2 separate regions of the Homo sapiens genome follow, and region 1 is linked to region 2. A link is a loop called in an ENCODE intact Hi-C map of the cell type or tissue named here. Cell type or tissue: PC-3. All regions are shown on one strand. Links, peaks and the distances in the headings refer to the core of each region. The heading gives the core; the rest is flanking DNA.

Region 1 (11,462 bases), core at 4,900-7,399, 190 kb after region 2:
CCCCCTCGCAGATGCCTCGGAGACCCAGAGGGGCGGCGTCAGGCCAGGGCCCCGAGCCCTACGCCCCCCATCCCCCCAACTCCAGCGCCTCTGAGGTGCCCCTCTCGCAATTCCGAGGCATCACCGTGTCTCCCCCGCCTCCGTTAAAATAGTGAAACTGCGGAGTGAAGTGATGGAAAGCCGGGGGCGGGGAGTCGCCCGCGGCGAGGGGCTGCAGGGGAGGGGGCGCGGTGGCCGAATAAGGTGGCCCGCGAGCAACGGGACGATTGGGATCGCAGCCAGTCGCGGCCTCCCGGACCCTTCCCCTCGGGCAGCCCGGCCCTCCCATGGCCCGGGGCGCCTTGGGAGGGCGTAGGGCAAACCTGGGGCTGCGGTGGGGGGTGGGGAGGGGACTCCACCTCCATCCATCCCGGGATGGCAACTGCGGTCACCCTGCTAAAGTCGGGGCGGGGGCGGCGGTCCTCCCCCTCACCCCCCCCAGTCCGAGCGCCGCCGCCGCCGCCGCCGCCGCCGCCGCGGCCGCTCAGTAACACGTCCCCAGGAGACTCGCAGGAGCAACACGTGATGTGTCTACTTATCAGGGTGAGAGGGGGAGAGCGAGACTCCGAGCGTGCGGGCGAGGAAGCTGGGCGGGGGGCCGAGACGGGGGCCGGGACGACGGCTGGGGCGCCGGGGTCGCCAGCTCCTCGCCCACCTCCCTCCCTGTGGGAGAAGAGGAGGAGGGGAAGTGACTGCGGAGTTGATGAACTTTGCACATCCAGAAACGCCATTTTGATTCCTTTTCCGGAACAAGTTTGCATCTCTCCTCGGTCTCTCCCTGAAGCCCACCGGTCCCCAACGCATCATGCCAGGGAGCCAAGCGTCCTGCCCGGCCGTAAGTACGTGCCCCGGATTCCGACTCGCGGTACGCCGGCGGCAGCGAGAAGTCTGGGGCACAGCCGGAGCGACCTTTTAAAGAACTTTGGGGATGGGGAGGGTGAAGTCTGCAGAGCGCGTTGTACTTTTGAAACTCGGTGTGTCCCGGAGCCGGGGACCCGCACGCCCCACTCCGCGCAGCGTGCGCTCGGGCCGGCGGGGCGGCCAGGGATGAGCGGGGCAGCCCTCTCCCCTCGGGCTGCGCGCCGGGCCATTCCTCCTCCTCCTCCTCCTCCTCCCCTTCCTCCGCTCTTTTCCCTTTCCCGAGCCGCCGGCTCTGCCAACCAGCTCCCAGCGCGAGCCGCCGCAGCGCCCCGCCAGCAGGACCTGATGCGCATCCATATTAGCCGTCCGAGCGCAGGAATCCGGCCCGACCCGCGCCGCCGAGTTTATTTTTAACCAGCACCGCCGGGACTCGGATGGTGCGCGCACCGCCGGCCAGAAACATCTTCCCAGCGCTGCTCTCCATCTTCCGCCCTCTCTCCCTCGACATCCTCCCCCCCATGTGGGAGGGGAAACTTTTCTCCTACATACTTTCGAGTCCTTCTCGGGCCGGGAAGCGCGGAGATGACGGCGCCCGCCCTCCCGCCGCCGCCCTAAGGTATCCGGGGGTGCCTGCCCGGGGTGCTCGCGCGGGGGTGCCTGCTCGGGGCTGCTCGGTGGGAGCATCCGCCGCGCCCTGCTCTGCGGACTTTGAACCTCCCGGGCGGACGGCGCCGGCCGGGAGGGGGCCGCGGGCAGCCCCGCGCCCTCGCGGGTTCCCGGCTGGCGGTCGTGGTCACGCCGACCACCGCCCCGGGGGGCCTGGGGAGGAGGGGACCGGGCCCTAGCCGTGCGGGCACGTATTGTTCCCTCGCCCTTCCGTTGGCGGGGTGAGTGTTTTCGTGGGAGCCCTCGGTGTGGAGCTAGCCTGCCTCGCGGGCGGGGGGGGTGGGGGGCTCGGCGCCGTCACGAGCACAGGAAGGAGGCCGGGAGCATCCGAGGCGGGGCCGGCCGCCGGGGCCCGCTCCGCCGCCCAGCTGTGGAGCGCGCTCGGAAACTTTTGTCCGCCGCCCGCTGGACCAGTTTTTCACGAGTTCTGGGGCTTCCCTTCCTCCTCCCATCCCGGCCCCCGGCGTCTAGCTGGGTGGGGGGAGGGGGCCTGTTGCTGCCCCCCCCGCCCCCAACTTCCCGCACAAGCCTTGGGCCGGGCCCCCCGCGCCCCCTCCCCGCTCGCGGTCTCTTAGGAAACTGCGACCTTAATGGTTGCTAAGGAGCAGGGGAGGTCCTTCCCGTCGCCGACCCCCTCCCTGGGAAGCGGCGTGTTTTCTGGACCGGGCCAAGGGCGCGTCGAGGATGTGACCTGCTCCGCGGCCGCGCGTGAGTGCGGGGCGCGTCGGCCGAGCCCACCGATGGGCGAGGCCACCTTTCTCTCCGGGCGGGGCGGGGAGCTGGGGGACGCGGGGACCCCACGGGGTGCGGGCCCGGGCCGCTTGACAGGCGCCGCGTGCAGCTCGCGCCCCTCGGCCGCCGTGCATCCGTGATGGGTTATAAAAGAGGAGGAAAGTATTTCTCCTTGCTCAGCAGATTTGCCCTCCCTCGCTCCTTACTGGTTAGGAGATAGAACGTGAGCCCAGATCCGGACGAGCAGTTCACATTCCATTACGAAATTCTACACGGCTTCAGAGCCAGCAGCAGCACACATTCGGGGCACTTTGGAGGGGTTTTCTTCGTTTGAGGATGCTCCTGCTGCTGCTGCTTGTGATGGTGGTGGATGTGGAGAGAGACAAAAGGGTGAATAAAAAAATATAACGTTTTGGTATGTTGAAAAACCTGTCCGGGGGTTTTCATTAGTAGAAAATTGAACCCTCTTAGAGTTTAGATTTAAGCTTAGCTCTTTAAAAGCCAGTGGAAATAAAGTTTGCCTGTTGAATGGTGTTGCTGGAAATAGCGAGGAATTTCTGTCTTAAGAAGAAATGATTTCTGCAAAGGCAGAGTTGCTAGTGCATCTCCATTATTTTTGATATTTTTTTTCCCCTTTATATATGTAGTGGACCCTGCATGTGTGCGAGTTGATTCTGAAATAAGTTTAATTGAAGTGGAAGGTGGGGAAAAGAGAACTGCCAAGAAAAGAATGTGGTTTAGTTTTGTTTTTTCACACCCATGAAAATCATCCTCTAGATTTGGTGCTTTTTCAAGTAGGCAGGTATAGTTTCTAAGACATATTTCAACCCGGAAGTCTGAGTTAGATAGAGGCCAAAGTGTTGGCTAAAACCTCTTTGAAAAACAAACGTTGAGTTTTGTGCTATCTTCAAGAGTCCACAGAACTTCTGAAGGAATGGGTTCGAGCTACTCTACAAGTAATTTATACAAAGACAGAATCACTAATTTTAGGGGTGGTGTGTGTGTGTGTGTGTATGTGTTTACCTCCGCCCTTTGGAGGGAGCCTTCTGGGTACCCGCTGATGGGTCCTGCTTTGATGTGCTTTGAGCTTTGGTTACACTGATGAATTAAACATTTGAATGGCTTTAATCAAGTTTTAAATGTGTTAAAAAAATACCTTTCCCCCATTTTTACAAAAGAAAAGGAGAGAAGAACTCTTTGATTTAGTTATTTGCTTAGCTTGTGCTCCATTTTAGGTTAATGAACTTGCATTGTCTTTGTCTTAAAAATACTGCTAAACTGGTTGCATTTTAGAATGTCTTGTTTTTAAAGAGGATTTGCTGGATGTGTAATACTCTTAAGAAATGCTGCCGATGCTTACCGTTTTGTGGAATATCATTCTCTGGGTTTTTCTAGATACTGCTTTATTTCTCATCAGAAAATCAGACTCTAAGCCCTTATGGCAGACAAGTATTTGTTATGTGATGGGGAACATGCGTCTTATTGAGCTGGTACAGGTAGTGCATCCATTCCTAACTAGTTACATCATCCAACAAGCGACCTTTTGATTGAAGGGTCTTTTAAATTTCTTCGGGCAGACTCCCAAGGCCTTATTTGTATCCAACACAGGTACAGCGTGTTGAAGGAAGAAAATAAACCTACACGTATTAGTCCAGCATCTGATCAACAGCAGTTTATTGGTTACCTGCTGTGTGCCAGGCACTGTACAGTGTAGCTGCCTTAGGTCGTTTTTGCTCTTCAATTTTGAACTGTTGCGTTATTCCACTTCTGAGGTCAGTTAGGAAGTCTTTGCTTGCTATCTTATGCTTGCTTGCTAACATCATTTATCACCTTCAGCTAAGGAAATGTCCTAGTTAATGAAGTTTTAAAATGCTACCCTTTTAGGATTTTGCTCAGCATAATTAATATAAATTTAACTCCTATAAGAATTGGTTAAATATATTCTTTGGAAACAGAAGTGAATTCTTTTGATGTTTCTGTTCATTATCCTTCTGAAAAGTAGGTGGTGCTTAGAAGGTCATAGGATAAGGGTTGCTAAGCAGCTAAACAGAAGGATGCTAAAATTAACCAAAGCATTTTTGAAAGGGAGTCATTCCCTGTTTTACATTATTTACTAGGTTTAGTTAATTTCTGAATCTTCTATGTCCTTTGACCTGGGAAGGTAGGATGTTAAAGTTTGTTTTGGTTTTGTTATTATATTTAAATAATCTCTTTCTTTTGTAAGTGTCTTTAATTGAAGTTCAGTACTCTATGACCAGCCTTGTGGTGTCAGATGGCAGCTTGTCTGGTGGACTTCTTGACTATTACCAGTGTGTTCAGGTTGAACCTTCCTGAGGATTTGTGTGTATAGTACCCTCTTATTTCTAGTATTAATAACTGATTCCATGGTTTGTTTTGGAAATTCTGCATAATCCATAAAGTTATGTCTTTTATTCCGCATGAAACAGATTTGTATTCAAAGATAGAAATGCAATTTAGTATCAGTAGAAAGTATGCAATGTAGTCTGTCCTGATAAGGGGACAATAGCTTTCTTTCCCCCTTTACTGAGATTACCATTCCCTTAGATTAGGTTTTGATAGGGCTTCTCCTCCATTTCATTCCACCTCCCTAGTGCAGTTTATTCCGCCCAGTTCATAGCTATCTTTTTAAAAATAATTATATTAGGTTCAGAGTATCTTTGGAAGGACTGGCCAAATGTCAGAAAACAAAAATAGGTGTGATGTACATTACATTTCTGCCAAAAGTATGTTCAAGTATCTTGAAGTTTTTCATTGAGATAAAATGGTTGAAATCTAATTGAAGCCATGATGAGTAACTATCATCTCTTGGTTGAATGGTAAGCCTGTTGTAAGCCAAAAGTTTCCCTGCTTCAAGGTTAATTTCTGTACATCTGACCTATTGAACAGGCAGTGTTGAGTCATATTTTTTATGTCCAAATATAATTAAGAAATTGATAAATGTATTTTCTTTCTGTTTCTTTTCTCTCTTTCTTTCCTGATTTAGACAGTGATTTTTGAGTAGAAGTAGCCATGGCAGTTTTCAAAGAGCAAGGGTCAGACAGTGATTTCCACAGGGGGGTGAGGGTTGCAGGGTTGCAGGTACCTTATATCAAAGGTAAAAGGTACACCGTATGAAACCCAGAGGGAGGCATACGGTGTGCTCTCTGAAATGCATCACTTATTTTTCATTTCCCCCACTCCCATAGAAGGCAGAATACAGAAAAGAAAACTACTGTTGTTTTCATTACTACGGAGGTAAAAGAATGAGGAAGGTGGAGAGGGGTTTTTCCTTTTTTGTTAGCAGTCCTGTCGGCAATGTCATCGACTGTGCTCCGCCCAATTTCTCTTGTCACGTTCTCTGGTGTTCAGCGTGGTCTGAACTGCAGCCGAGTGTAGCTGGGGATTGCACTCTGCCGTTGGCAGTGGCGGGTTGGGGTGAAGCGGATGGGGAGGAGGAGACTGGGAGCGATCGGTGCATCTTATTTCTGGTGGGACTTCAAGGGTACTGAAGTTAGCCAGTCTGCCCATCAGTAGAGGTGGCTGACTGTGAGTAGGTGCTTCAGACGAAAGCATGGGAGAGGGTGGAGATTGTTTGTTCAGTGTGATTCAAGCCAGTAAAGCTAAGAGAATTCGAAAACCTCTGTGAAGTCCGGGGACTGGGGACTGGGTCCTGACTGCTCCTGCAGGGATTCACCTGAGGGCTTGCAGACATCATGAGGGTGGGTGGAGAAAGAGAATGAAAACCCCCACAGGCATTGTCAGACAGCCAGAGTGAAGAGAAAACGTCTCAGTGGGGGTAATTAGATAAAGCTTTTAAATGCTCTATTTGTTTTTCTCTAGTTTGCTTGGTATTTCATCTCTTTCCCCCTTTTCAGAGACTATGGGATAGAATTGTTATGAAAGTGTCTGATACTTCTGGTGGTTTAATCACTTTAAAATTTTTCTTTTTCATTCAGATATACCTTCTAGGACTTAGTTAATTTCACCCTGCTTTTGTGGAGGCCTTTAGCAAAGATTCCACGTTCATGCTGAGAGGAACACTGTGGGAGTTGGGTGGGTATGTTGACCCATTTTACAGCTGCGCGGTGGTCCACCCGGGGGCTGTTAATGAATCAAACTTGGAACCCAGAACTCCTAACTCCAGCCTAGCCCTGTAGAACAGCTGCTTTTTAGAGTCAGTTTGACCTCAGGAGGACTTAGCAGCATTAAATATATACTGCCTATTTATCTCCATGTGTATGGTGTGTGGTTTTTAAATAAGACCAGATCCTTTTCAAAATAAACCTAATTGAGTTTGAAGGTATAAGGAAATTTTAAAAAGCACTTCTGCTCTTGGTAGCATTTCTGTTGATGAACTGTGATGACATGTATCTTTTTAGTAGCCTTTCTACCTCATGAGATTGTTGTAAGGATAAAGTAGATGTTCCAGAAAGTCAAAATCTATAAACGGAAGAAAGTGGTATATTTTGAGCTCAGGAAGCTTTGTGGGTATCCATTCTGGATTTCCTTTCCAGAATTTTGCACACCTCCATTACCTTAGTCAAATTTTGCCTAGGAGTTTATGTTCAGATTGGGGAAATGCAGCACTTTGTTTTTGTTTTTAGTGCTGGGAGACTAACAGGACTAGCAAATTCTTCTTAATGTGGTTCACTTAGGTGAGGCAGAGTCTTGCTGTCGCCCAGGATGGAGTGCAGTGGCACAATCTTGCCTGTCTGCAACCTCCACCTCCAGGGTTCAAGCGATTCTCCTGCCTCAGTCTCCTGAGCAGGTGGGACTACAGGCACACACCACCACGCCCAGCTAATTTTTGTATTTTTAGTAGTAACAGGGTTTCACCATGTTGATCAGGGTGAGGGATGAGTTTTAAGGAAAAAGCTGATGACAAGCTTGGGGCTTACTCTTTGAAGAAGTGGTTCTCAACCTGGTGGGTTTGCCCCCAGGGGACTTTTGGCACTGTCTGGAGACATTTTTAAGTGTTTCTGGTGGGGGGGGGGGCGGCAGCGGGGAGCTGCTACTGGCCTTTAGTGCATAGACCCCAAAGATGCTGTTCCACATCTTGGAGTGCACAGAACGACCCCCATACGTCAGCAGAGCTGAGGTTGAGAAAGCCTGCTTGAAAGGTACAGTAGTCGTGGCCTGGGTCTCATCTACAAGTCCACTGGGTGCGCTGCCTGTATTGCATGCGATATATTTAGAAATCTGAAATTCCATAAAGCAAGTAAGCTCTTATTTGCCTCTGAGGTACCATGGTTGGCAAGTTCGAAGTTTCACAGAAAATTTGGGGTTGAGGAAAATGTTAAGTGGCATTAAATATATTTGAAAACCCCGTAGTAAATGAAAATTCTAGAAGTCATCTACTTCTAAAACAAACTAGATTCATTGGCTTTGTGAAGCTGTTGTGGTCGATGGCTCAGCTTTCCCAGTCACCTCTTCAGTTATTTGGGAAACTTGCTCTGGTGCTGTCATCTGCAGCCTCCTTCATGTTCTAAGTTATGTGGAGTATACCTTTTTTTTTTTTTAAGTGTTTGAACTAGCCCTTACTTGCTTAACAGTTAATGTTTTTGCATTCGTAGTCTCCCTTGTTTTATTTTCTCAAGTTTTTGCAAAATTCTTACATAACCGTCTGCCGTTTTTATAGGGCAGTGTTTCTGAGCCGGGTGCTCTGTCCATACATCTCCTCTTGAGAGGGTGGATGGCTGCCAGCTGCTGTGGTTGGGAGGGATAGGGAGGGAGTAAGGGGATGCAGGGTAGGAGGCGGTGATTATTTTTATGTTAAGGGACCCCAGGCCTCAGACCAGAAATGTCTAATATAGTGTCAGGAGTGATCTTTTAGCCAGCAAGTGTTAACTGATCTGACCCTTGGCCTTCCCCCCCACCCCCCAGCCTATCACACAGACAGGAGGTAAGGAAACCATAGAGGGGAGAAGAAAACAGGGAGACAGAGATCGAATTCCAGAAAAGGAAGGGCTGCCAGTGGTAGGCAGAGTCACCCCTAGAGTGGCCTGGGCTCCCACTTTATAGACATGTGCAATACTTGAAGATAGCTCTTTTTACATCTAAACCAGCGGTTAGTCAGTGTCCCATTGGTGTCAGTCGCACTGATGGTGCTCAGGGCCATTGCTCTGCAGCCACCTTTGCAGTCCCATACGTGGTAACGAGTCCTGTTCCTGCAGAACGCACTCTGCGTTCTGGTGCTTTTCTGTCTTCTCGTCTAACCTATAAACTGCCAACTCCCAACTCTATATCTCCATTTACAACTTCTCCCAAGCTTGAACCTTTTGTCACCCTGATCACCCTGCAAGTACCTTACCCTGCAGGTACTTGTAAAAATGAAAGTCCTCTCCCTTCCTTCTGGAAGGTGATCACCATCCACCCAGCCTTCTAGGCCAGGAGTCTTACTGCCGTCCTGACGTATGTCTGTCCTGCCCCAATGTTCGATCAGTCACCAGGCCCTCTGCAAAACCACACTCCAGTCTGGCCCTGGCATTGGCTGTTCTATCGTTTCTGACCTAAGGCCCTCATCAAGTCACAAACGCCTCCCAAGTTAATTTCCTGCCACCAGTTTCTCCTTACTGCAGTTCATCCTCCACTCTGCTGCCAGAATCATCAGAACTAAAGCCGTGCGTGGTGTTTGCCTGCTTAAAAACATCTCTTGGCTCTCTGTTGTCTACAGGAAGAAATCCAAACTCCTTAACTTGGCATACAAGGAACTTCGTCTGCTTCCAAGCTGAATTTCTAGTCTCAGCTCTTGTCACTCTCTTCTACCCCACTGCCACACTGAATTGATTCTTACTGCCTCCTGTTGCCTGGATTGTTCATTCTGTTGCATCCCCATCCCCTTCCTTCAGCAATAAAAATTTTGTACTCTTTTTTTCAAGACCCAGCTTAAATACTACCTCTTCTATGGAGAATTAGCTCTTCTGTTGTGAGTAACTTTTACCCCCATCTGTCAAGTCTTGTCTGTTGTAATTTATCTCTTAACATGTTTCTCTCACTTCAAGAATATTTTCCCATCTCCTGCACCTAGAACGATTGCATAGTTGGTGCTCACTCACCACTGTGTGTTGATTTCTGATACAAAAATGAGAGTTTCTGAAGATTTTGGAGAATAGCCACATGTAATTTGGAAGCTAAGGCCTAAATAGTGCTACAAATTCAATGAAGGAAATAGACATGAACTAACGATTTCAGCATACCCATCATGCAGAAGGTGGTGCTAGGTGGGAAAGAATTAAGTTCTTTGGTGGGAAAGAATTTTGAATTACAGAAATTCTAAAATAAAAGTTGGCTCAGCTTAATGTAAAAGTGAAAAAAACTCCTTGTTAATGCCTGGTTGCACTAAAAGCTGTCACACTGGGGCCTTTACTAATTATAACCATTTTTCATGGCTCTTGATTTGAAGTTTACATTAAATAGGAGAGATGGGCACACAGATCAAAGACCAAAATCATTTCAGAGCTCCAATGTGTGGGCCCATTTTCTCTGCTTAGTTAGAGTTTTGTTTCATTAGTGGTATGAGTTAATAGGAGTGTTGGTCTGTGTATAATTTAGCTTCTCTTTTTTCCATTACTCGTAGGATTCAAAACAGAATACCAAGCCAGAAATCTACAGGGTATAAATCTTGCTTTATGTGTTTGTATGTGTCTGTGTATGTGCAGTATACACGTGGTAATAGTTGATTTTAGATCATATTTATAAAAATAATCATTTTCACTGTTTTAAGGGAGCTCCCTTTATTCTGACACTTCAGTGTAAAAAACAAAACATTTCTCTGAATATACAAAATCAAAATCTTAATTTTCTCATAAAAGAGGTAGATATGTCTTCAGAAATAGGGGAGATAACCAGGAAGATGGGGTGGGTGTTCTGAAACACAAAGGTGAACCATGTGAATAGGTTTCCTGTTTTTTTTTTTTTTTTTTTTTTTTTTTTTTTTTTTTTGAGACGAAGTGTTTTACTCTTGTCACCGAGGCTGGAGTGCAATGGCGCAGTCTTGGCTCACTGCAACCTCCGCCTCCCAGGTTCAAGCGATTCTCTTAGCCTCCCGAGTAGCTGGGATTACAGGCGCCTACCACCACACCCAGCTAATTTTTGTATTTTTTTTAGTAGAGATGGGGTTTCACCATGTTGGCCAGGCTGGTCTTGAACTCCTGACCTCAGGTGATCTGCCCACCTTGGACTCCCAGAGTGCTGGGATTACAGGCATGAGCCACCGCGCCCCACCAGATTTCCTTTTTAAACAATGAATTTTTATTTTTTATTTTTTTGGAGACAGGGTCTCTCTATGTTGCTCATGCTGGTCTCAAATTCCTAAACTCCTGGGATGGAGCAGTCCTCCTACCTCAGCCTCCCAAAGTGTTGAGATTACAGGTATGAGGTATGAGCCACTGAGCCTGACATGAATTTAAAAAAGCAAAAAGAAGAAAATGACATAGTGTGTGGAAGTTCTTGGTATTTTTTATACAAGATGAAATCCTGGTTGATTAAAAATATATTACTATAAATATTTTTTAACAAGTGCTTATCTGCTAACTAGAGTTTAGGCTCAGATTTGGCAGATACATTCAGATATAATATTCTAACGTAGTTTTATTTATCAGGAGGCTCATATATTTTCCTCTTCAATACAGAAAATAGTTTTTTGTTTTCTTTTTGAGACAGAGTCTTGCACTATCTCCCAGGCTGGAGTGCAGGGGTGGAATCTCAGCTCACTGCAACCTCCACATCTTGGATTCAAGCGATTCTCCCACCTCAGCCTCCTGAGTAGCTGGGATTACAGGCGCATGCCACCACACCTGGCTAATTTTTGTATTTTTAGTAGAAACAGAGTTTCACTATGTTGGCCAGGCTGGTCTCAAACTCCCAACCTCATGTGATCTGCCCGCCTTGGCCTCCCAAAGTGCTGGGATTACAGGTGTGAGCCACCGCTCCCGCCCAGAAAATAGGTTATTTTAAAGTCAGTTTTTCCTTTGCTTTAGGAATTTTAAATGTTTTGGAGGATAATTTTATAAAACTAGTGAACATCTCAAACAGGTTTTCTATGGCTTGGTTAGTTAAATCTGTATGTATTTGGCTAAAGTGTTCTATTAAAAGTTTAAAACCAAGTATAGTTTAAAGGAGGCTTAACTTGCGTGTCTCTGAATTTGATTTGTATTTAAATCATG
Region 2 (11,462 bases), core at 3,386-5,885:
GCCAAGAACATCATTTTTACTAGTTAAGATACCAGAGGGAGACAAACTGAGTTGATCTGGAAGCTTTCTAGACAGTCACTATCAGAACAAGATGCAAAACCCCAAGCTCTGCTGTTTCTAGATTATTCTTTGGCACATGTAACCTCTGAATCTCTCATGGGAAAATTCAATCCCTCTGCATTTTGCCAACCCTGAAATTGACTCAATCCCATTTTAAATGTTCACTCTCCCACCCCAACCCCTGCAACTTTCTGAATAAGTTAATTTTAACAAGGGGAATTTTGCTTTTCTTGTTAAACACATATGTAAAAGATGAGCTGTCTAATTGGTGACAGGTTATTCCAATATTATTGTAACAAAAACCATAGATCTCAGCTATTGTAATTCTTCTAAAAGTGTATTTTGTTTCTAATATTTCAATATAAATCTTTCAAGTGTTTGAGACACAGTGCTGCCTGCAGACAATTGAGGATGGAATATACAGACAATTAGACCTTACCCCTTGCAGTTCAGCATTCACTTTGGAAATAAAAAGCCTTTTTAAAACATTAGTATTGAAACAAGTTTGGGGGGCAGGTACTTTCCTTTTGCATTTATTTATTTATTTATCTATTTATTTATTTATTTATTTATTTATTTATTTATTTATTTGAGACAGGGATTCTCTCTGTCGCCCAGGCTGGAGTGCAGTGGCACAATCTCTGCTCACTGCAACCTCCATCTCCTGGGCTCAAGAGGTCCTCACACCTGAGCCTCCCGAGTAGCTGGGACTACAGGCCTGCACCATCATATCCCACTAAACTCTTATTTATTTTTAAACAGAATTATAACAGTAGTTTAACGGAGACATTTAAAAATTCACTTAGAATTACACCAATCTGACAAATAAGTTCTTGTTATTTTCCCTTCCAGACGCACACATAATTTCCCACCTCTGCAATCCTATCCTGTATGTTTTCAACACTGCTGAATAAAAATATCATTAGTTTTTGTGCATATTATTAGTAAGGGCTTGTTTCTCCTCCAGCTAGCAACACCTAGTAGCTGGGTATCTATGCATCATATTGGGTGCATAATAAATATGCACCTCAATTCATTTGAGGTGCATCTGATGAGTATTTATGCTTTTAGCTTGGTCACAATTCTTTCACATCCATTATTTCATTTCATTCTTACAGTAACTCAATGAGGTTTTATTATTTTCATAAATGCAGAAAATAAGATAGTAGGTTGTACTGTGGCCAACAGGGACAGCTTTTCTCTAAAGGATCAGGTAGAGAGTGAACTCTGCTGGCCATACGGTCTCTATGGCAACTACACAGCTCTGCCATTGCCCTGGGAAAGCAGCCCCAGACCATATGCAAATGAGTGAGTAGATCAGTGTTCTAATAAAACTTTATTTATAGATCCTGATATTTGAAGTCATATCATTTTATGTATCATGGAATACTATTCTCCTTTGATTCTTTTAGACATTGAAAAAATGTAAAACCACTCTTAGCTTGTGAACAGTACATAAACAGGCGGTGGCCAGATTGCCCCGCCTGTGGGCAGTAGTTTGCCAAACCCTGGCCCCCTGAATTAGGATGGACCATGAAAGAGCTCTAATTGGATTGTTTCTGCTTTCATGGGTGAGAAATCCCAGCCTCCAGAAGGCAGGTAGTTTGCTGTGGCCGGGTAGAACTAGAACTCAGATATTCTGAGTCTTAGTTCAGTGCACTTTCCACACGAAGGCACTGCTTAAAATGAAAGCAAATAAAAAGCCAGTTAAAGAGAAAACTGCAAAAACTGCTCAGCATTTCACCCAAAGACAAGAACACCCCGTACTGGCTGCTCGGCCGTTGCTACTTTTGCAGACAGCTTTTGGCATGCTTTCAGAGGGCTTGAGAAATGATCACTGGTTAGGCAGAAATCGTTCCAAGAAACAGACAGTGACTTTTGCTCTGCTACTTCCTTGCACTATTACAATTTAACTCCTCTTCTGCCTGAGTTATGAAATCCGTAAAATAAGGAAATTGATATTATCATTTTACCGTTTACGATAGTTTCACTCTTTATACCAGCTCTAGCAGTCCAAAAATACAATTCCACTTTTTCTTTTCCAGGTAAGGGCTAGCAAAGTGGTTGCATAACAACCACGACAAAGCAGCTGAACTTTCTCCATCCCTTCTGTTTGCTGGAGCTCTGAGTTTCCCCTAGCCTCTTTCTCTTTGTTCTCTACTGTTTCAGTAGGAACAAAACCTCACTAGCTGGAGGTGATAAGGCAGAGGAAAGGTGAGTCCACCCCTCCCAAAAATCAGACATTCTGACAGCTGGAGTAGAGACCACGGCTGTGTGTGTGTGTGTGTGTGTGTGTGTGTGTGGGTGTGTGTGGGTGTGGGTGTGTGGGTGTGGGTGTGTGTGTGTGATGCCACACTTCCACATGCCTGTGCTCATGGAGAGAAAATGGAGACAGAGTTAAACTTTTGGGAGGAAGGAAAGCAGAAGGAGGCAGGCAGCACTTGGTATAACAGAGTAGAAGTCTACCTAGCCATAAGTTTCACCTTGCCACGTGGGCAGAGAAAAGAACACTCTGGAAGTTCTTTCCTATTCCCTGTACTGTTGCCTCCATTAGCCTCTTACTTGATTCGTTCTCAGTGGCCTGCCCTGTCTCTCCGGCCTGGCTGCCCTGAGTCATCAGTCCAGACAGAAGGCCCTGGGGGCCAAGTCACTTCCCAGGCCTCCCTAGGCCCCTCGTTTGTGCACTGTGTGCTTGGTCCCACCTCCCCTGCAGAGCACCCCACCTGCGTGCTAGTCCAGTGTGGGCCAATGTGTGAGCGTCTGCAGCCTCCCCTCCTGGCCTGAGAGCCCCTGAGACCAGGGACTGCATTCACTGGACCCATCACTGGGTGCCAGCCCCTAGCAAAATGCCTGGAACACAGCAACAGAAACTGTTAAATGTTACAGAGCAAGTGAGCCGGGTTCCAAAAATGAAAAACTGAAAAATAGAAACCCACACTTTCTAATGAAGACTCTGTGTTGGTCACATAGGGCCTGCTGCCCTGGTGGGAAGCTGGACTGAGCTGGGGTCCACTGTGATCTCCAGCAGGGCAGAAACAGCAAGGGCCTTAGGACTCAGGTAATAAACAAGCCCTGACCTTCTGGGGGCGACAAGGATCATTAAGGTTATTCTCCCATTTGCCCACGTTCCACCTGGTGGAGGTGCTCAGTTGGCGAGAATCTTTGGCTCTCCTAAGACCCAAAGGCTTCTGTGAGGTGAGTCAGTGGGGAACGTGGCCTTGTCGACAGAGTGCACTGGCATTACCTGAGATGAGATCCGGGGGGAGTGGCCACAGAAGTGAAATGAGTAGCAAACTACACAGCCTAGAGTCATGCCCACAAGATGTCCTTTTTCCTGCAGGTTCTCCATCCCTAAAATTAACATTGTTACCATCTTTCTCCCACTTCACCCCTCAACTTGGAATATTGTCTAGCAAATACTGCATTGCTGCTTTATTCAGTCACTTTCTTACATTACCACTTTCAACATTTATTAAGCATCTACTATGTGACAGTCACTGAGCTGAGTTCTATGGAGAAAAGACAGAGGAAAAGCAGATTGGCTGCCCCAGAAGCTTGTAGTCAGTCTGGGGAAGTGGAGAAGTTAAATTACCCATTTGTAATCAATAGAATTTTATTAGGCACCTATTAAATGCCAGACACAATGAGAAAGTAGGTTAAATGAAATAATGAAGCCCATAATCCAGTAAAACTGATAAACAAATATGCAAATAGCTATGATACATTATAAGATGCAATATGGTTGGAATAAATGGGTATTAAGCATAAAAACTTCAATTTGCCTGGAGGTTGGGGAAGCCTTCACCATATGAGTTTTTAATTGAGCCTTGGAGAATGAGGGGGAAGCAGTGGGGGCGGCGGGGAGAAGCAGAGGGAGAATTTGGAAGGAGGGGCCTTATGGACCAAGTGTATAGATTCGGTAAGAACCCAGGCCTAAAATACTATTATTTAGAGAATGCCAAGTACACATGGGCTTGGGGGAACCTGGCAGAAAACACGGGAAAGGGGTGCCAGGCTAAAAATAAAATTGGTAATGTACCCCACAAGCAATGGAAAGCCAAGGAAGGCTCTCAGGCCAAGGAATGCAACCACCATGCTCAGGTTGAAGAACAACCATTGACTGAAAGAATTAAAGGTCAGTGTGGGTGAAAAACCAAGTTAAAATTCTAAAGCAAATATTTTGACTCCCATTCAAGTGCTCTTTCCATCACACAAGTCAACCAGGACAAGGCTCAAAAAGAAGCCACCAATCTTTGACCACTGGAAAGTAGCTGGGACCTTCCAAAGGAAGAGATGGGAGGCGAAGCTGTGAGCACAGAAACGTGGGAAGTGACATGTATTCCCAGATAGTGGCCTCTTCCAGGGCAAGGACCATGTCTTACCAATCCGTGCATGGAAGCATCTTGCAAAGGCAGGTGTGAACTCCCTGGGGAGGATTCTCTAGAGAATGAGCAACTGCAGGCTGAGCAGGAGCGTGTGTGTGGGTGTGGAGAGAGGTATCCTCCACTGCGCTGGTCTTTCATGTGGGGTAGCCGAGATCTCCTCCTCACCGCCATCTGCACAATAAGCCTTTGCAATTTCAAAGCACCATCCCACGTTTTCTCACATGTAACTGGCTGGTGGAGCAGATGTTGATGGGGAAGTCCTGCTGAAATGACTAATCACTGTCGACTGCACTGGAAAGAGAACCCAGGCTAGAAGCCAAATAAGGCAAAATGACATCACAGCAGCTTAAGAAAGAAAGGACCATTCATGTCTGACAAGTGTGTGATATTTGCGACTCAGAGCTTTATTAACAGCGACGGGGCCCCAAAGCATTCCTACTTGTCCATCATATAAAAATTTAACAACAATTGGATTCCACAAGTCTTATCAAATACACACACAGACTGTAGTAATTAAGATCCTTCAGGAATTATATTTTACATTTAGTCCTACGTCTAAATTGAAAAAGATTTTCAGATCACTTTCGTGTGCACTGTAGGCTCAACTGTTTTTTGAAACTGCTTTACAATAACACAAATTGTGAGTGTTAACATAATAGATGCAATAATGTCTAATACATTGTTGCTAGGCATTTACAAAAAAGCCAAGCGCTATTAAAGTATGTGGTCAAAAGATTACAATGTAACTGAAGCCACATAATATGTTATAATGAGTATAAATTATGCATTTAATTTTAAAGGTTAGCTATATGTTTAGTAGAGTGCTTTAAAAGCAAAATAATCTGATGACATAAACTTGAGTCATGCAAAAGCAAGTTGGTAAATATCGCAAAATATGATGGAGAACAATTTGGTCTCAGCTCTGGACACCCTAGTACTTTAATTGATAATGTGTCTTCTGGTTTTTTGGTTTAGGATGTTTTGGCATAAATGAAAAAAAGCAAATCAGAAACTTGTTTTATTCCAAGCAGCTGGGGGTGTAGATCTTGACTGTAATAGGCCACAAGGGTCCAGTTACACCAAGACCCTCAAAGAATTCCAAACCTTATTCAGACTGGGCATGCTCTAAGCCACCTGGTAAGGGTCACTCTGACACAAAACCTAGGATTCCTCTTGTTCCAGAATCCCTGAGCTTACCTTGGAGAAAGCAAGGGTGTGTGTGTGTGTGTGTGTATGTATGTGTGTGTGTGCACGCATGCCCATGCACACCCATTCCTCTTTAACTCTGCTTTCTTAGTCAATTGCAATATCCCGCCAAGGCCATGTTAACTCCTCCCTGCCTCTAATGTGGCTCTTTCCTACTTCCACCCAGTGCTTCTGCGACGTGGTTTATCTGCCTCCTTTACGGGAGACAGGGCATTTCAACTGGTACTAACCCTATCAACCATCCCTCCTCACCGGTCCACCTCCCCGTCGCCTCCTTCCAGCGGCATCTCCTCACCCTGCCTCATGCACTGGGGCCACCTCTGCCAGCTTTCCATCATGCAGACACCTCCTCTCCCGCCTCTTTCTTCAGCTTCCTGCCTCTCCTTGGAGAAGACATCTCCTTCCTCCTGCCTTGTCTCCCCTGACCCCCACCATTCAGTGGTGACGATGGGTGTGGCCGTCCTTCCCTTTCAATTCCAGTCCGAGTTCTCTGCCAGTAAGTGGCCTCTCCCTATGCCACCCATGTAAATGACACTTATCAGAGTGTTTCTGCATCATACCCAGCCTGGCCACTGCCAGCGCTCACCCAAGCCTAACTCAGCACCTGCTCCCCTAGCAAATCACAACCTTTCCAAGATCCACCTCTCCCCAGGGGCCATCTTGTTCCCTAATAACCTCCAAATTTCTGATCTCTGTTCTCACAAGGTCCTTCAATTACTCAACCTCTTTATACAACTGGCAGCCCTTCAACCCTCTCCTGGCTATACCGCCAACTCATTCTCTCTGTAACTCACAGCCAGTGCTACTGTTGCCCTTATCAGAGCTCTGCATTCCTCCTACCAATGCCAGTATTTAGCCATGATGGCCAGGTCCCACTCTCCCATTGGTTATGAACTCCTGCCTTAAGAACTCCTAATAGAGTCCACTGTGTTGGGAGTACTGGGTACCTGAGCTGTGTGGTGATACTGAGTTGGGGCGCTCCTGGGCACCACGGCCTCCTCAAGTCCACATGCAGGCCCCTGTGATGGGAGAGAGGCCTTGTAAAGACCCACTCTGCAAAGAAAGGGAATGAGGCAGACATGCCCTAGAGATGACAGAGCCTGGGCCAGTGCATGAGGAGCTGCCAGACAGCTTTCAGGTTCCCATGATGTCAGCCTCCACTTCCTCCTGTTGAGCTCCCCGTGGGTCCCCTGACACCCTACAACAAATCCCACTTCACTTAAGCTAAGTAGGTTTTTGTTTCTCGCCACCAAGCCATCCTTGACTGAGATACCTTCAACACAGCTGCGGGGTCGTCCCTCCCACCCACTTGCTCAGTCTTTTCCCCTGCGGAATCTGCTTGCCTGTTTCTATTGATACAGGCACACACCACACAGAGCCTTAATTTTCACTTGAACAAATGCTGCCTGGCTTTGTCCCAAAGAGAACAAGAGGCAGCCCCATGACTTAATCACACAACAGGTGAGCCAGTCCGTGCCAACGTTTACACCAACTTGTCTCGGACCTGCTGGAGTTATCTGCCTGCCGGAGTTTCCTAACAAAAATCCTAATCACTGGCATTAAATTGTGGAATATCCCAGAAGTTTGCAGCACCCCGGCTCCACAGCAGCAGGAAGCACTCCGGCTTTGAGGGTAGAGTTGTATGCGGAAGGATGACCACAGGGTAAAATGTGTTCAAGCAAACATTCTTCATCTCAAATCACTTAGAACTTCAGCAATAAGATGAATGGTTCCTATGGCAATGGATAAGCCCCAGGTGCCAGCAGAAGACTGTAGCTTTCTCAAAACTCCTTAGGACAAGGGTACCTACTCTCTATCACCCCTGTGCACTGGCCACATTTCTTCTTTCAGCTTTGGTCAAAAGTAAATGTTCTCTTGCACATTTTATGACATTGTCTAGAACATTCTCTTCTGAGACAAATTCACTTCTTTTCCTCTTGGGGGTTTCTGAGTGTACGCTATCTCGTTGTTCCTAAAGATAGGATGCGCCTACAACAATTTTGGATTTTTCCTGTCCAGTGTTGCAGTTTGGGGATATGGAAGGAGGTTGTTCCCATGTGTTTCATTTGATTTGGATCATCCTGTCTTCCTCTCGCTCTCCCTTGCCCTTCACTCTTCCCAAGCTCCCATCCTGTCGTTCACGTTCAGATACGACACGAACCGTCACACAGCTTGTGGATGTGAATGCATCCTTTTAGCAGCACCTCTAAATGAAAGGGGCACACTCGGGGAAGCACTCAGTTCTAACAAATGGAAGGTGGTCTTCCCCGCTGGACAGAATAGACTGCTTTGAGAACCCAGGATCATGTTACACAGTGATGTCCACTGTGTATCCTTTCCTGCAGCCTGTCCTTTGAGGGGCCACACTTTGACATAAAGACTGGTATGCCACATTAGAAAGAGCAAAAACATGTTCTCTATGTTCTTTTTTTAAAAAATTTTCTGGTTGATTCACAGAAGCAGTAATGACCATATGTATAGATATAGCTTCTATGGTACATATTTTTTAATGTGAATAAGAAATAAAGTGATACTGATGGGAGCATGATTTGCATTACACATATTGTCTTAGTCCATTTTGTGCTGCAATAACAAAATATCTGAGACTGGGTAATGTATAATAAACAGGAATGTATTGGCTCATGATTCTGGAGGCTGGGAAGTCCAAGATTGAGAAGCCAACATCTGGCAAGGCCTTCTTGAGTCATCCCATGGCAGAAGGCAGGTGGTAGGGGAGCCCTGACTTGTTTTTTTAATAAAGAACCCACTCCCAGGATAATGAACCCACTTCTGAGAAAATGGCATTAATCCATTCATGAGAGTGGGGCCTCCACGACCCAAACACCTCCCATTAGGCCCCATCTACAAACATCACTGCATTGGGCTTCAAGTTTCCAACACATGAGCTTTAGGGGATATATTGAAACCACAACCCTATCATGCTTGGTTTTATCATGATCACAAACAGGCACTGGCACTGTGCAAGGAAGAGAAAAGGCTGAGTGCATTCATAGGCACGTTTGGTTTAAGTGGCCGATGGTCCAGGCGCCATCTTGCTTCTCTACTCTCCACTGGGGGCCATGAGCTTTGTTTGCTACAACGTACTTTCCTTATTTGTAAATACATGGATTTTTATTTCCCATCTTGTATGCTGTATAGGCTTTCTCCTGTGATATTTAGGATTGTTTTTGCCCATTTTGATTAAACAATTCAGTTTTAAGTTTTCAGTAACAAAATATATCAAATACCTTTACAATGGCAATGCCTGCAAAAAACAAATAATTTGTGGGAAAGTGTCTCCCTTTTTTAACCATTGAAATAATTATTTTTTTATCAAGTTGACACTTAAGGAGCCATGAAAAAGAAATAATCATTTTTTAATTTAGATTTTCATAACCCAAGGTTTCTTGGGAATGTAGCCATGGCCTTATTGCAAAACAGAGCATACCATGAAATCTCAGTTATCCAGAACGGCATTTTCTAGTTAAGCAAACATTGGATGTACTATATGCAAAGAAGACTAAGTTAGCAGTCAGGATACCTGACAATCTATCAGGGCATCACTGCCAGACAGAAATACTGCGTGCAGAGACTGTTCCTTTTGTTCTAATTCTCTGTACGTCAAGCTACCACCTGCCCACGTCTCTGGCATAGCACAGCAAGATCAGCCCACTAGATGGAAGGGCCTTGGGCAAATGACTGGCCCTGATTTTTAAGCCACGTTCCTTCCAGTGGAAAATAATTTCACTAACCTAGAAAGGTATTCCGAATTTATTAACTAAAATATTAGTTTTTCAAGTGTGCACCTCAGGATTGGATTAGGGAAGGAGGCTGAGGTGGCAAAGATAGATGCAGGAAGTACGAGGAGGCTGTTGTGATAATTCAGAGGTGAAGGTGGCTTGGACCAGTGCACTGAGGATAAAGAGAATTCGGATTAGGTGGGTTACAGATCATTGACATTTTCATATAGAATTAGGTTAAAAACCTTATTTGGGCTCAGGGACACTTTTTTTTTCAGTCAATTTGGTTAGCATGAGTCAGACCTTTGGTCAACATTTAACTGACCAAATCCAGTTTCAGGACCTAAGAATTCAATGGTTCCACTGGGAAAAAGCCCCAGGAAGGCTCTGCCTGTCGTAGACAACAGAAGTCTCCCTTACATTCCATTTCACATGTCTATATAGGTATATATGTACACACACACACGGATGTATCGTAAAAGCCACAGAAGATTCACGTAAAATGTTTATGGACCCTGGATATACCTCACAGAAGAGTTTTCTGAATTAAGACTTCACAGAGGCAGTTGAACAAGAAGAAACATGAGCTTTGAAGTCAGAGAGACGTGCCTATTACTAGCTCCGTGACTAGCGAAGATAAGTTACTCAGCCTCTCAGCCTTAGTGTCCTCATAGGTAAAATGGACACAGGATCTACCATATGGCTATTGTAAGATAAAGTACCTAGAAACAGGCCAAGCATGTTGGCTCACACCTGTAATCCCAGCACTTTGGGAGGCCAAGGCAGGCGGATCACCTGAGGTCAGGAGTTCAAGACGAGACTGGCCAACAGGGCAAAACCCTGTCTCTACTAAAAATACAAAAATTAGCCAGGTGTGGTGGCGTGGGCCTGTAATTCCAGCTACTCGGGAGGCTGAGGCAGGAGAATGACTTAAACCTGGGAAGCAGAGGTTACAGTGAGCAGAGATTGTACCACTGCACTCCAGCCTGGGTGGCAGAGCGAGACTCCATCTCAAAAATAATAATAATAATAAAGTACTTAGAAACATAATAGGTCATCAACAAATAGTAGTTGCTGTTTGATTCATTTTGTTGGCTAAAAATAAAAAAATTATTTTGTGATTATTTGCACTCTACCTGCCCTCCTCTCTCTCCTGCTCCTGACCCACTTAGAGAAAGCATTAGGACCACCATCCTTTCCCCATTCTCTACCTTCCCCTCCCCTCTGCTTTGTCTATGTGGACACGGGGGTGAATCTGGGTCTCTTCACATGGGTTTCTGACAGGTGGTCCACTATAGAGGGAGATGGCCAGTAGGAGAGAAGAAAAGGGATTCACAAGGTCCTGCAAAATCACCAAGAACTGGGAAAGATTCCATGTATCCCTTTCCTGCCACAGCCCAGATGGCAGTACTGTGACTTCCCTGTCCTTGACAGCAGTTCACCCATGACGCATGCCCATCTGATTTGTGGCCAGGTGCAGGGAACACACAGAAGAGGCCACTGACCCTCCCATCTGTCCTCCATTCTTGCCTCCAGACCCCTGGAGAATCAAAAACCATGGCCTCCAGGCTGTGAGGAAGATGAGCGCATCTCAGCCCAGGTGCTCCTCAGCAAGACGCAGGCTCAACGCTAAGAAAAACTGGCGTCCTCAACTCCTCCTGTCTTTAGGTTTTCTTAGGGGATATAAGATAGGACTCAGACCCACGTGCCTCAATATAAAATGTAAATTACCATTGGTCAATGGTTCCTCCATGTTAATCCTGGATAGAGGAATAGACCCAAACATGTGAAACCCTGGCCCTTAGAAGGAATAAAGCTTTGCACAGAGAACCATGACACAGAAAATGGGTCCCTGCCCAGAAGAGCTTACAGACTAATACCTATAAGGGCAGAAGCAAAACAGGTTTTCCCCATACGGCATGTTGTTGAGATCTTGCTCTTAATGGTATAAATCTTTGTAAATCCTCCAGATTGAAAGATGAATTGAGGGAAGCGTGGTGTGTATAGCAGAAGGCATTTCAGCCGGCCTGTGGATAATGTGACAAGCCCAGGGACTCATGACCCGAGTAAC

The links. Peaks named below come from ENCODE experiments on the same cell type or tissue, not always from the same donor. Only the 100,000 strongest peaks of a DNase experiment are listed, where the experiment ranks them.
Region 1: it touches region 2 in a loop (6-fold over the local background); 9 of 110 quality-filtered maps call a loop at or near these places.

Annotation. Positions count from the first base shown.
Region 1 is chr6:7,107,187-7,118,648 of GRCh38, forward strand. It overlaps RREB1 (ras responsive element binding protein 1), which reads left to right and starts at 775. Exons shown (of 13, transcript NM_001003699.4): 1 at 775-874. RefSeq lists silencers at 1-473, 534-753, 1,544-2,033, 2,054-2,143, 8,270-8,564. In PC-3, for the core only: no CTCF peak of the experiment used is centred there; a DNase peak (open chromatin) is centred at 5,895; H3K4me3 peaks cover 1,790 bases; H3K27ac peaks cover 1,836 bases.
Region 2 is chr6:6,914,068-6,925,529 of GRCh38, forward strand. No RefSeq gene overlaps it. Among named protein-coding and RNA genes, the nearest start is that of LINC03055, 34 kb to the left of the region's middle. RefSeq lists an enhancer at 4,735-4,784. In PC-3, for the core only: no CTCF peak of the experiment used is centred there; a DNase peak (open chromatin) is centred at 4,754; H3K27ac peaks cover 1,538 bases.